Linked DNA regions of Homo sapiens: region 2 is linked to region 1. A link is an interaction called in ENCODE POLR2A ChIA-PET data of the cell type or tissue named here. Cell type or tissue: PC-3. All regions are shown on one strand. Links, peaks and the distances in the headings refer to the core of each region. The heading gives the core; the rest is flanking DNA.

Region 1 (4,000 bases), core at 1-4,000:
TCAACGCCCATCATCACGGGCAGGACAGTTCTACATCATCTCCCTCCGGCCTGAGGCTTCCCAGGCAGTGTGGGAAGGGGGGCTGCATCTCCTGGCTGGGGTTCACACCTAAGTTTCCTGAGGTCCAAGCTGACCTGGAAAGTTTCTAGTGAGTGGCACATCCTGTCCCAACAAGGGGAACACGGGCAGGATGTGCCTGCACCCTGGGAAAAGTGTTGTCTCCGCACACGGGGAAGAAGTTGTCTGGGGGACAGAGGAGTTCCAGGTAGCAAACACAGGCTACAGGGCAAGGGTTGGAAGAGGCTGGCAGCTGGATGTGAGACAGCCAGGTGGGAAGGGGTCCCCAGGCCCCTCCAGCCGGCCTGTGCACTGGGAGGGGTGCACACTGGGGTGGAGCCCACAGAGGTTTGTGCCATTTGCGGCGGGGAGAAGCCTGGCCCTCCTCTTCCTGGGTGGAATTCAATCTGTGAGGCAGGAAGCCCATGGCAGGAAACACACTATCTTGCTTTGCTGAGGGTCTCTATTTCCCTTTTTTTTTTCCTTTTTGCCCAATAAATCCCATTTTTCTCACTCTTCAAATAGTCTGCGAGCCTAAATTTTTGTGGCCATGTAACAAGGACCCCATCTTTCGCTGAACTAGGGAAAAGTCCTGCAACAGACGTGCTCACTATTAACCCTCAATGAGGTGGCCCCAGGGCACCCCCGAGATGGGGATGGGATCCCGAGAGGTGCTCACCAGGGCGGCAGCGTGAGGGCATCTCTAGGGGCCGACGCTGGCTCCAGGAGGGGAAGGGGAGGCTACACCTCCCATCCGAGGTTCTCCCAGACATGAGCCCAGAGGCGACAGGAACACAGAACTGGCCTCACGACCAGAATCACCCTTTCCCCCGTGAGCAGGTGCACAGCTCTCAGGTGAGGAGGCTGTGAGGGGGACAGTGTCAGCCACGTGCCCAGGGCACCCAACCTGTGCCCACAGCTGAAGGTCAGTACAGGACCACAGGCACATGCAAGACCCAGATGGTCATAGTCAGGTATGTGGCATCTGGCCAGTCGGTCCTGGTGGAGCGAGCTGCTCAGGGCACCCAAGGAAGCATAGGACCCCCAACCTTCATCTGCTCTGAAGCAGAGAGGGCTATTCAGGAGGTCTAGAGAGGTGGGGCAGCTGGCGTGGCCTCCTCCGCCTGGGGCCCCTCAGGGATGTGAGGTTAGAGACTGCTCCGAGCAGACAGCAGCCAGGACACAGCGTGTTCTCTTGATGCAGCTCTGTAAATCTATCACAGAATCTCAATCTGGGGTTGTAGTGTTTGAGCAACTTTAGTAAAGTGAGCAAACAGGAGAGGGGGACCTTGCCAGACACCCAGAGAGAGGCTGAGAACAGAGAGAAGGCAGCTGTCAGCATAATCCAGGCTGTTACCAGTCTGCCCTAAACTTGTCTTGGCTACTTTCTAGAGCATTTATCTGGTGATTTCTTTCTCCTCTCTGTTATCTATCAAATATGGAAGTATTCATCCCATCTTCCTACCCAGGATGTAGTTTTTAGTTTGGCTTGTGGTATTTTTATCCTAAAGGAAAAAAAAAATCACATATAGTTCTGAAGGTCTATGTTTTACTCCACTTTATTTCACTGAAGAGATAAAACAAATCACATAAGACCACTCTGGAGTTAGGCTTGTCTCTTGGCATTTTCTGTTTCTTTCTAGGTCTAGTTTACTGAATACACTCAGTAATATCTAACCGAAACTAACGGTTTCAAGACCATGAAGGAAAACACAAAATGAATGTCACAACTTTCTCCACCAGTCCTAAAATGCCTTAATTATAAGAAATAGCTCAGTATAAGCAAAAAGTATATTTGGAAGCCTTAAAAAATGGGTGGAGGCCGGGTGCGGTGGCTCACGCCTGTAATCCCAGCAGTTTGGGAGCCCAAGAAGGGCGGATCACCTGAGGTCAGGAGTTCAAGACCAGCCTGGCCAACATGGTGAAACCCTGTCTCTACCAAAAATACCAAAATTAGCCAGGCGTGGTCGCACGCGCCTGTAATCCCAGCTACTAGGGAGGCTGAGGCACGAGAATTGCTTGAACCTGGGAGGCAGAGGTTGCAGTGAGCTGAAATCGAGCCATTGCACTCTAGACTGGCAACAAGAACAAAACTCTGTCTCAAAAAAAAGGGTAAAGATCAGCCTCCTTAGTATGCTGTAGAAAGACACAGAATATAGCACAGAGGTTCTTTCCACACTGGTTTTATTTCTACCAGTAAAATATGCGCTGGAATTAAAAATTAATTTGATGAATTTAAAGACGATTTAAATCGTCTTTAATGGCTGGGCATGGTGGCTTATGCCTGTAATCCCAGCACTTTGGGAGGCTGAGGTGGACAGATCGCTTGAGCTTAGGAAATCAAGACCAACCTGGGCAACATGGCAAAACCCTGTCACAAAAAAAGAAAAAAAGAAAGAAAAACCAAAAAAAAAAACCCACAAAATTACAAAACTTAGCTGGGCATGGTGGCATGTGCCTATAGTCCCAGCTACTCAGCTCTTTGGGAGAATTGCTTGAGCCCGGGAGGTTGAGGCTGCAGTGAGCTGTGATCATGCCACTGCACTCCAGCCTGGGCAACAGAGCAAGACCCTATCTGAAAAAAAATTTTTTTAAGTCTTAATTGCCTATCAAAGGATTAACTACTTGCCACATTGTCTGAGCCACATGTTTTTCATTTTGCTCTCTAATGGATTCAATCCACCCTCCATATATTCTCATTCTTTCAGAATCAGATTGTTATCAACATTTCACAATACTTGAAAAAGAACCAGGTGAATAGATAACAGAGAGAAAGAAGGCTTTGCAGCAAAGAAAACACAAAAGGTTTTATACTCACAATCTCTTCATAGATTCCAAGTGATTAAATGTCCCTGGAACTAAATGTGTAATCCGGTTGTTATGCAAAAATCTGTTGAAAGAGATTTTATAACAAACCAATTTTGAAAAATATTTCTTAAAATGTGTAGAAAAGAATATAAGCAGTCAAATATATATCAGCTTTAAAAAAATCTCAGTGATTACATTTATTTAATACAAATGAATCTGAAAACAAAAGAAATGGTTTTTTTTTCCTGTTTTATCAACACTCTCAATTAAAGAGAAAATTATAAGTCCTATTTCCAAATTGTTAGACTAGAAATATGGATTTTATATTGAAACAGTTTTCAGGTGTTTGGTAGATATTGACCTTAATCTAACCAAGCCAGTGACTGAGGCTTGGGCTCTGTGAATGGAAAGGCAAGGAACAACACACAACTCACAGCCTCTCGAGCTTCGGGAGATGCTGGAACGAATCTGGGTCCAAAGTTTCTATCTGATTAAAGTGCAGGTATCTAGAGGAGTTAAAAGAAAAAAAAGTATAACTTACAATTTATTTTCTTAGATCCAGATTTTTGCCCAAATTTTTTTCCTAGTCATTTCAAATTCAGATATCAATAGATAGCTCACTCACTAGACTTCCTACATTGTATGAACAATACATAAAATTATCAAATGATTCAATAAATACAACTGAACACTAGGCACAGATGTCCACCCTAGTGACTGGATAAGGGCGAGGGAGGCCTAGAGGTGCTCACTGAGGTCCTTGACACCGCGTGAGAAGGGCAGTGCTGGCCTGGCCTGACTCGGCCATTTTCACTTCCAAAATATATGGAAAAAAGCAAAAATCAAAAGGATAACTTTAATGATAGCACATACATAAATAGGTGAATACCTTCCCTCAAATCTTTTAACTCGTGTATAAATTTGGCAGGGGCATCATCATATACTTTGACACAGAGTATATTATCAGATACAAAGATATCCTTCAAGACCACAAAGGAAACACAAAAAGAATGTCACACAACTTTCTCCATCAGTCCTGAAGCATTAAATAAGAGACCATCTTTCCTCGGGTGTCGTTGATTGTACAGAATACCCAGTGTTTCTATTTCTTTCCATTTACCATACTTCAACAATT
Region 2 (7,822 bases), core at 1,862-5,861, 1.6 Mb before region 1:
CACGCAGAGAACACCAATGAACGTGCTGCAAAACTCCCGCTCACCCCTGTGTCACGCACAGGACAGCAATGAACGTCCTGCAAAACTCCCGCTCACCCATGTGTCACACACGGAGAACAGCAATGAACGTCCTGCAAAACTCCCGCTCACCTGTGTGTCACACAAAGAACAGCAATGAACGTCCTGCAAAACTTCCGCTCACCCGTGTGTCACACACAGAGAACAGCAATGAACGTCCTGCAAAAATGCCACTCACCCCTGGTCACACACAGAACAGCAATGAACGTCCTGCAAAACTCCCGCTCACCCGTGTGTCACACACAGAGAACAGCAATGAACGTCCTGCAAAACTCCCGCTCACCTGTGTGTCACACAAAGAACAGCAATGAACGTCCTGCAAAACTCCCGCTCACCCATGTGTCACACACGGAGAACAGCAATGAACGTCCTGCAAAACTCCCGCTCACCTGTGTGTCACACAAAGAACAGCAATGAACGTCCTGCAAAACTCCCGCTCACCTGTGTGTCACACACAGAGAACAGCAATGAACGTCCTGCAAAACTCCCGCTCACCTGTGTGTCACACACAGAGAACAGCAATGAACATCCTGCAAAAATGCCACTCACCCCTGTGTCACACACAGAACACCAAAGAACGTCCTGTAAAACTCCCGCTCACCCGTGCGTGTCACACACAGAGAACACCAATGAATGTCCTGCAAAACTCCCGCTCATCTGTGTGTCACACAAAGAACAGCAATGAACGTCCTGCAAAACTCCCGCTCACCTGTGTGTCACACACAGAGAACAGCAATGAACATCCTGCAAAAATGCCACTCACCCCTGTGTCACACACAGAGAACACCAATGAACGTCCTGTAAAACTCCTTCTCACCCGTGTGTCACACACAGAACACCAATGTATGTCCTGTAAAACTCCCACTCACCCGTGTGTCACACACAGAGAACAGCAATGAATGTCCAGCAAAACTCCTTCTCACCCATGTGTCACACAGAGAACACCAATGAACATCCTGTAAAACTCCTTCTCACCTGTGTGTCACACAGAGAACACCAATGTATGTCCTGTAAAACTCCCACTCACCCGTGTGTCACACACAGAGAACAGCAATGAATGTCCAGCAAAACTCCTTCTCACCCATGTGTCACACACAGAACAGCAATGAACGTCCTGCAAAACTCTGACTCAGAGGACCTTGTCCAAAAAGAACAACATAACTCAACAAAATGCCTTTTTTAGTGTTTAAAAAAGTTGAAAAGAGATGAAATATTTATTAAATTTTTATTAATAAATATGAATGGTGGCTACATTTTCTGTATTTTATGTCTGCATTGCTCACAACAGAGAGAAACATCATTGTAACTCATCTTAATGGTGAAAATATCAGCATTCCTTTCTCCAGCTGACCAAAATATCTCTGCTTTAATTTAAGCCTGATTCTTCTTGTTAATTTTCACAAACTCATGGAAAAACTGATCATTTTCCCCTTTATAAAAATGTATTACAATAATAATGAGAAAACACTTCCTTTTAATAATTTCCTTTAACTTTTTTTGTTTTATTATTTACTTAGCACTTTGAATCACTCCCATCACTTTTTCTGAACTTTCACTAGCTTTCTATTCTCTTTCACGTAATTACCCCAAGGCACCTTTGAAGTTCATCAGAAAAAAAAAAAAAAAAAGGGAAAAGAGACTTCCTGGTACAAAAGAAGCTGCTGAGTCATTTTCCCCGGAACAGAAAACACCAGGATTGTGCGGAAGTCAGGGCTCCGGAGGCACCTGCCCTCAGCAGGGCCAGGGCCACTGGAGAGTGGAGATCCCACACACCTGCCTGAGGTTGCTTTGGGCCCTATGAGGGGCAGTCCAAGAAGCTCCTCGTGTGGAAACATTATCTCATGGTTACCCAGTGGGCACCGAAGCAAGCCAAATCTTTGGTCCACACACAAAGACTCCTTAGGAAAATTATGGGAAGCTGGTCAAAATGATAAAGTAGCACAATTGTTCCTTCTTCACAGGAACCTGGTGTTCTTAATCTTAACACTTCAAATGGTGACATTTTAACCCAGGTGGAGGAAAACATTGGTGTCAAACTGCAGTCACATGTTTGTAATTCTCTCTATAAAACTTTAAAGGCATTGTGTGCATGTTAATCTTCAATAAATGTGATTTATATAGGCAGTTGGCAGTCATACGTTACCTGAACTTGTTCTGACAGGACAGATGAGGTTTCTGGAGCCTAAGGACCTACATCAACAAACCTAATTGTTTTGCCCATGGCTTTTCCAATAAATGAAGGCACTATTGGGAAAAGGGCGATGGCTTGGCGTATTTACTGTGGGTGGTTGAGTGACACGCAGCCTGTGTGATTTAGCGGGAGCTTAATGGTGTCACATGTAAGAAACACTGCAGTCCCCTCTGAATCAAAAGGACTAGGAAGTTTCCAAAACCAACGACTAAGAACTGGTTATTAATTAAACAGGAACCTAATTAATAAATTACCTATAAAAGGTGTATTTTTAGAAATCATTACAATGTAATAATTTATTTTGTACTTTAGAAGGAAGTTTATTGGCTTTGAGCTAATTTTTTCTGGGCAATCTAGACATTGACAGACCATGGAGAAGTAGCCACATGGATGCATTGGCTGTAATTTCTGACCACATATAGCAGGCTCTGATTATGAATTAATGCAAGGTTTTGGAAAAGACAATGGTTTTAAAGCCGATGGTCTCGGGCTAAAGCCTGGCCCTGTCACTTACTTGTTAAACGGACTGATGAAACTTAATAACTCTTCATCAGTACCGTTCAGATGATTGGACTTTCCCCACATGGTTCTATAGGGATTGACAAGGACCATATGTGGAAAAGTTTCTGATATAGTTGGTAGTTTCTTTGCTTTCTCCCTTTATTTTCAGCTATCTTCTTTCCCTCGATTCTGAAACCTTGAGATTCCTAAGCTAGCAAGTGTGTTTGAAAGCAGCTAAGGGTATAGGCAGCACATTTCTGGCAATCTCCACAGTGGTATTTAGGAGAGAACTTTACCTGTGTGGTAGCTTGGAGTCCTTGAACTCCACTACTCACCAACTACATTGTTTTCCAAGAAAGTCTATAGGAAGATTTTCTAAAGTAATCAATTGATATTCCAGTTGTGCAGATGAGCACTTACTTTTGTTCTTAAAACTCCATCTCTCGTGCTGTAGGGTTCCCTTGGGCTCCATGGTGAGAAACTTGCATCCATGCACTGTGAAGGAGCCACGTCAATCAATGAGAATTATTCTCCCTACTAGAGAAGATAAGAGTTAAATAATGCATGAGGAAACTCCTTGCCAGCCATTTTAATTTCTAGAGAAACTAAGAATGTGTACTGTGGAGGAACGTCTGCATCCATGGTGCAGTCCTGCAGGTCTCACTGTACCTGTGCCCATTGCCCTGTGGTTTTGCAATTCCTCTCATTTAAGAGTTGAAGGCCCCTTCCCTACCCTGAAGCTCAGCTTGGTCATAAGACTCATGGTGGCCAGAAGGACGTTAGCAGACTTGGATCAAGCAGAGGCCTGAGGAAGCTCTCGTAGGTTTGTGTTGCCTCTCTTGCTTCTCTGCAATCCTGAGAACATGCCCAGACTAACTTAATCAAGGGATGGGAGAGGCATGTGCATGTGAGCACCACATGGAGCACAGCCAGCTGTCTTAGCCAAGATCATAGCAGACAAGTCTGCAGACAGCTGACTCCCAACCAAGTAGTGATCCCAGCAGGATCGCAGAGCTTCCACCCAATCTGAGGCTGACCACAGACACCTGAGTGAGCCCATTACCAGCTGAACAGACAGTAGAGTGCAATCTTAGATTATAATTGTTTTAAGCCACTGGGTTTTGAGGTAGTCTATTTTGCAGCATTATTGGGTGAATAGATAGCTGATACATGTACTTTAACAATATAAAAACATAAAGAATCCAAAATAGACTAGAGGACAATTATCCTGAGATGATTCATCATAGGATGAATCATAAAAACCATAAGCTTCTCTGAGGTCTGCAAATCCTTCCACAGAATGTTCTTTGTAGAGAGAGGCATACCTGTGCAGTAGCTTCAGGTACACTCTTCAGAATTCTTTCTATTGTAGGAGCTAGAAAGACTGCCAAATGAACAACTTAGAACACCCTCCTTCTCAATCATAGATATTTGAGGTAAGGATAAAGAATCCTGACACGCTGTGGTTAAGATCTTGTCTACGTATAACTACACTTCAGAAGTCACCACTTGCTTTTTTTGTTAATCATTATTGTAGGCAGGATAATAGCCCCTCAAAGATGCCCACATCCTATTCCCTGGAGCTTAAGAATATGTCACCTCATATGGCAAAAGAGACTTGCAGATGTGATTAAGAACCTTGAGATGGGAGATCACCCTGGGTTGTTGGGTGGCCTCAACATCATCACATGAGTCCTCACAAGAGGATGGCAGGAGGGTCAGAGTCAGAAGGAGATGTCAGGATAAAAGCGGAGGTCAGAGAAGAGAAAGGATACCATGGTAGTGGCTTTGATGATGGAGGAGAGGCTGTGAGCCAGGAAATTTGGGCAGTCTCTAGAAGCTGGAAGAGGCCCACTGGGAGATTCTTCCCAGAGCCTCAGAAGGAATGCAGTCCTGTGGACCCTTTTGGACTTCTGACCTCCAGAGCTCTCAGATAATACGTTTGTGTTCCTTTAAGTGACAAAGTACGTGGTAATTTATTACAGAAACAGTAGAAAACTAATACAACCTGCATCCATATACTCTGGTATTTGTAATATGAACTCTGAACTTCCTTGAAGAGCCAAGGCCTTGCCTAAACACTGCTGAGAGATTCGACCATACCTCAGCCATGCTTCCAGAACTGTTCTCGGCTGTGTCCCCTAAGCGACCCCGCCATAATGAGTCCACTCAACAAATCCAACGCTGCGAAACTGCAAAATGTACTCAGTCCCAACCCACAACCATAAATGTTTTTAATAATCTTCCGTTCACTCCCTCCATCATTTTCTATTCCACACAGCCCTCTCTTTTGGTTCCCCATTGTACCCCAACCCCTTTTTTTGTTCCCCCTTTCTCACTTCCTCATGGCCCCGTATTGGTTCCTCTCTGTTGTCCATTTAGAAACCCCAGTTACCTTCATCTTAGCTGGGGTTGAGCTCGGTGTTTCCTGGAGTCTCTTTCCCCTTTTGCAGTAGTCTAAATAAAATCTGTCTTGCTACCTTTAACATGTGTCTGGTGTTGTTTCTCTTTGACAGTAAACAATTTCGTTAAAAAAGGATACTCCATCCAATTCTCCTACGTAGTAATAGAATAACACCAAACTAATGCCTGGTTTTCATAAATCCTCCCTGAAAATACATTTGTCATCTTAGCTGTGTCACTAAAGTATAATGCAGTGAGGGCAGGGCAAATAAACTATGTTCTGTTCCATTCTGGGCATTCGCCTGTGCGGGGCAGCAGAATGAGTGCTGTGCAAGACCAAGAGGGAAGAGTGCTTGGGCTGAGACTGACAAGTAAGCCCCAGAAAGTTCCTGTGGCTCTGAGCTCCCCAAGGTGACTCTGGCAGGCAGGTGAGCTGCCCTTAGCATGCAGCTGTCAACAGCACCCTGAGAAGTGCCCCGGAGGTCCTTGGCAGGAGTCACAAAGAGAGGCTGAGCCATGGCAAGTAGAAGAGAACTTAGGGAAGATGGCATTTCTGCTCTCAGTGAGAGTAGCTTGAAAGGCAAGTGAAGGGAGGAGGGCACCTGTGGTGTTAGACAAAGGAGGTCCACTGCAGATTTAGGAAGGGAGTGTTGTCTTAGGGCTTGTTGATGGAAATCACAAACTGTTTCTGGGATATTTATGTAGAATATACACAATACCTTTTACATCTTCCCTCCTTGTCTGTTTCCCTCATACTATTTTCCTATTAACATTAGAGTTACAATGGAAATAATTTTGTTTGTTTGAGACAGGGTCTGGCTCTGTCACCCAGGCTGGAGTGCAGTGGCTTGATCTCAGCTCACTGAAACCTCTACCCCCCCACCACCCCTGGCTCCATGGACTCTCCCAACTCAGCCTCCAGAGTAGTTGGGATCACAGGCATGTGCCACCGTGCCTGGCTATTTTTCTGTATTTTTAGTAGAGAGGAGGTCTTGCCCTATTGCCCAGGCTGGTCTCAAACTCCTGAGCTCAATCAGTCTGCCTGCCTTGGCCTCCCAAAACGCTGGGATTACAGGCATAAGCCATACACCCAGGTGGAAATATGTTTAAAACAACAATGAAAAGACTCCACACTGCCTGAGGTCTGTCACTAGAAGAAGGGATCGCAGAGAAGCAAGAAAGGCAACACAAATCCACAGGGGCTTCCTCAGGCCTCTGCTTGCTCCAGGTCTGTTAACATTCTTCTGGCCACCATGAGTCTTATGTTCAAGCTGAACTTCAGGGTAGGGAAGGGGCCTCCACCTCTTGAATGAAGGGAATTGCAAAACTGCAGGGCAACGGGCACATGTACGGTGAGACCTGCAGGGCTGCACCATGGATGCAGACGTTCCTCCCTAGTACACATTCCTAGTTTCTCTAAAAATTAAAATGGCTGGCAAGGAGTTTCCTCACACATTATTTAATTCTTGTCTTCTTTAAAAACTAAAGTAATTCTGAAAATTGACTGATGTAGCTCTTTCACATTTGTGAGGACGGTGAAATGAAAATCTGTGCGACAGCACCAGCACTGGCCTCAGTGATTGCATTGTGCTGTCTTCTGCCTGCAAGCTCAGTGACTAAGCCAATTAGAAAATGTACGAAAGCAATAAATTATTAAGGGCCTCAGTATGTTTATGTTTGTGAGTATAGATGTGTGAGAGGAAAATATTTGGAGCCCCTGAAATCACTAACCTAAGAGGACAAGTCAAGCTTGGAACTGCTTAGGGCAAACTGTCTCTCATCCTATTCAAAGTCACTCCTCTGCTCACTGAGATAAATAGATATCTGATTGCATCCTTTGGAAAAGCTCATCAGAAACTCAGAAGAATTGTCTCTCACCTACCTGTGATCTGGAAGTCCCCTGCCTGCTTCAATTTGTCCTGCCTTCACCTCAAGTTGTCCCACCTTTTTGGACCGAACTAATGCTCATTTTACATATATTGATTGATTTCTCATATGTCCCTAAAATGTATAAAACCAAACTGTGCTCTGACCACCTTGGGCACATGTCATCAGGACCTCCTGAACCTGTGTCAAGGGTATATGTCCTCAACCTTGGTAAAATAAACTTTCTAAATTAACTGAGACCTGTCTCAAATTTTGGGGGTTAACAAACGTAACTGTAAAGGATAAATTATTCTGTGGTTCCATCAAAGAAATAATTTTGGGTTCAAGTCTCTTCTGTATAAAGCTGTGAGCATTCTGGCTGGCTGCCCAACAGTAAGGCAATGACTTACCCAAAACAAACAGATGTGCCTGCACATATGTCTACTCACGACATAGGCACCCTGGGAGCCAGGGGATGCATGGTGAGTCTGAACCCCCACAGCACACTTTGTCCTGATGCTGTGGAGCAGGAGCAAGTTCGAGTCACAGTCTTAGGCTCTGGGTCACTGTTCTGGCTCATTGTTCTGGACAGGACCCATGCAGTCAAAAAACCCAAAGTTGGTCAGAAACAAACCGCTGGGCCCTAGAAACCTAAAGATTGTCAGGGGACTGTGCAGTTGAAAGTAGCAGAAGAGGGGGCAATTTTTATGGGTCCTTAGGGCTTTTACGCGTTCCACATAGCAATGAGTGCTTAGCACGTGCTGGAACCAACAGCAGGAGGCA

What was found. ChIA-PET counts read pairs that join two places held together with the same protein. Peaks named below come from ENCODE experiments on the same cell type or tissue, not always from the same donor. Only the 100,000 strongest peaks of a DNase experiment are listed, where the experiment ranks them.
Region 2: POLR2A ChIA-PET joins it to region 1 with 9 read pairs; 1 of 35 experiments calls an interaction of 5 or more read pairs at or near these places.

The regions. Positions count from the first base shown.
Region 1 is chr2:1,680,781-1,684,780 of GRCh38, forward strand. PXDN (peroxidasin) reads right to left here. Exons shown (of 23, transcript NM_012293.3): 5 at 3,300-3,371; 6 at 2,876-2,947. Among named protein-coding and RNA genes, the nearest start is that of LALTOP, 57 kb to the left of the region's middle. In PC-3, for the core only: no CTCF peak of the experiment used is centred there; no DNase peak of the experiment used is centred there; H3K27ac peaks cover 23 bases.
Region 2 is chr2:67,777-75,598 of GRCh38, forward strand. No RefSeq gene overlaps it. Among named protein-coding and RNA genes, the nearest start is that of FAM110C, 25 kb to the left of the region's middle. RefSeq lists an enhancer at 1-464. In PC-3, for the core only: no CTCF peak of the experiment used is centred there; a DNase peak (open chromatin) is centred at 4,055; H3K27ac peaks cover 1,339 bases.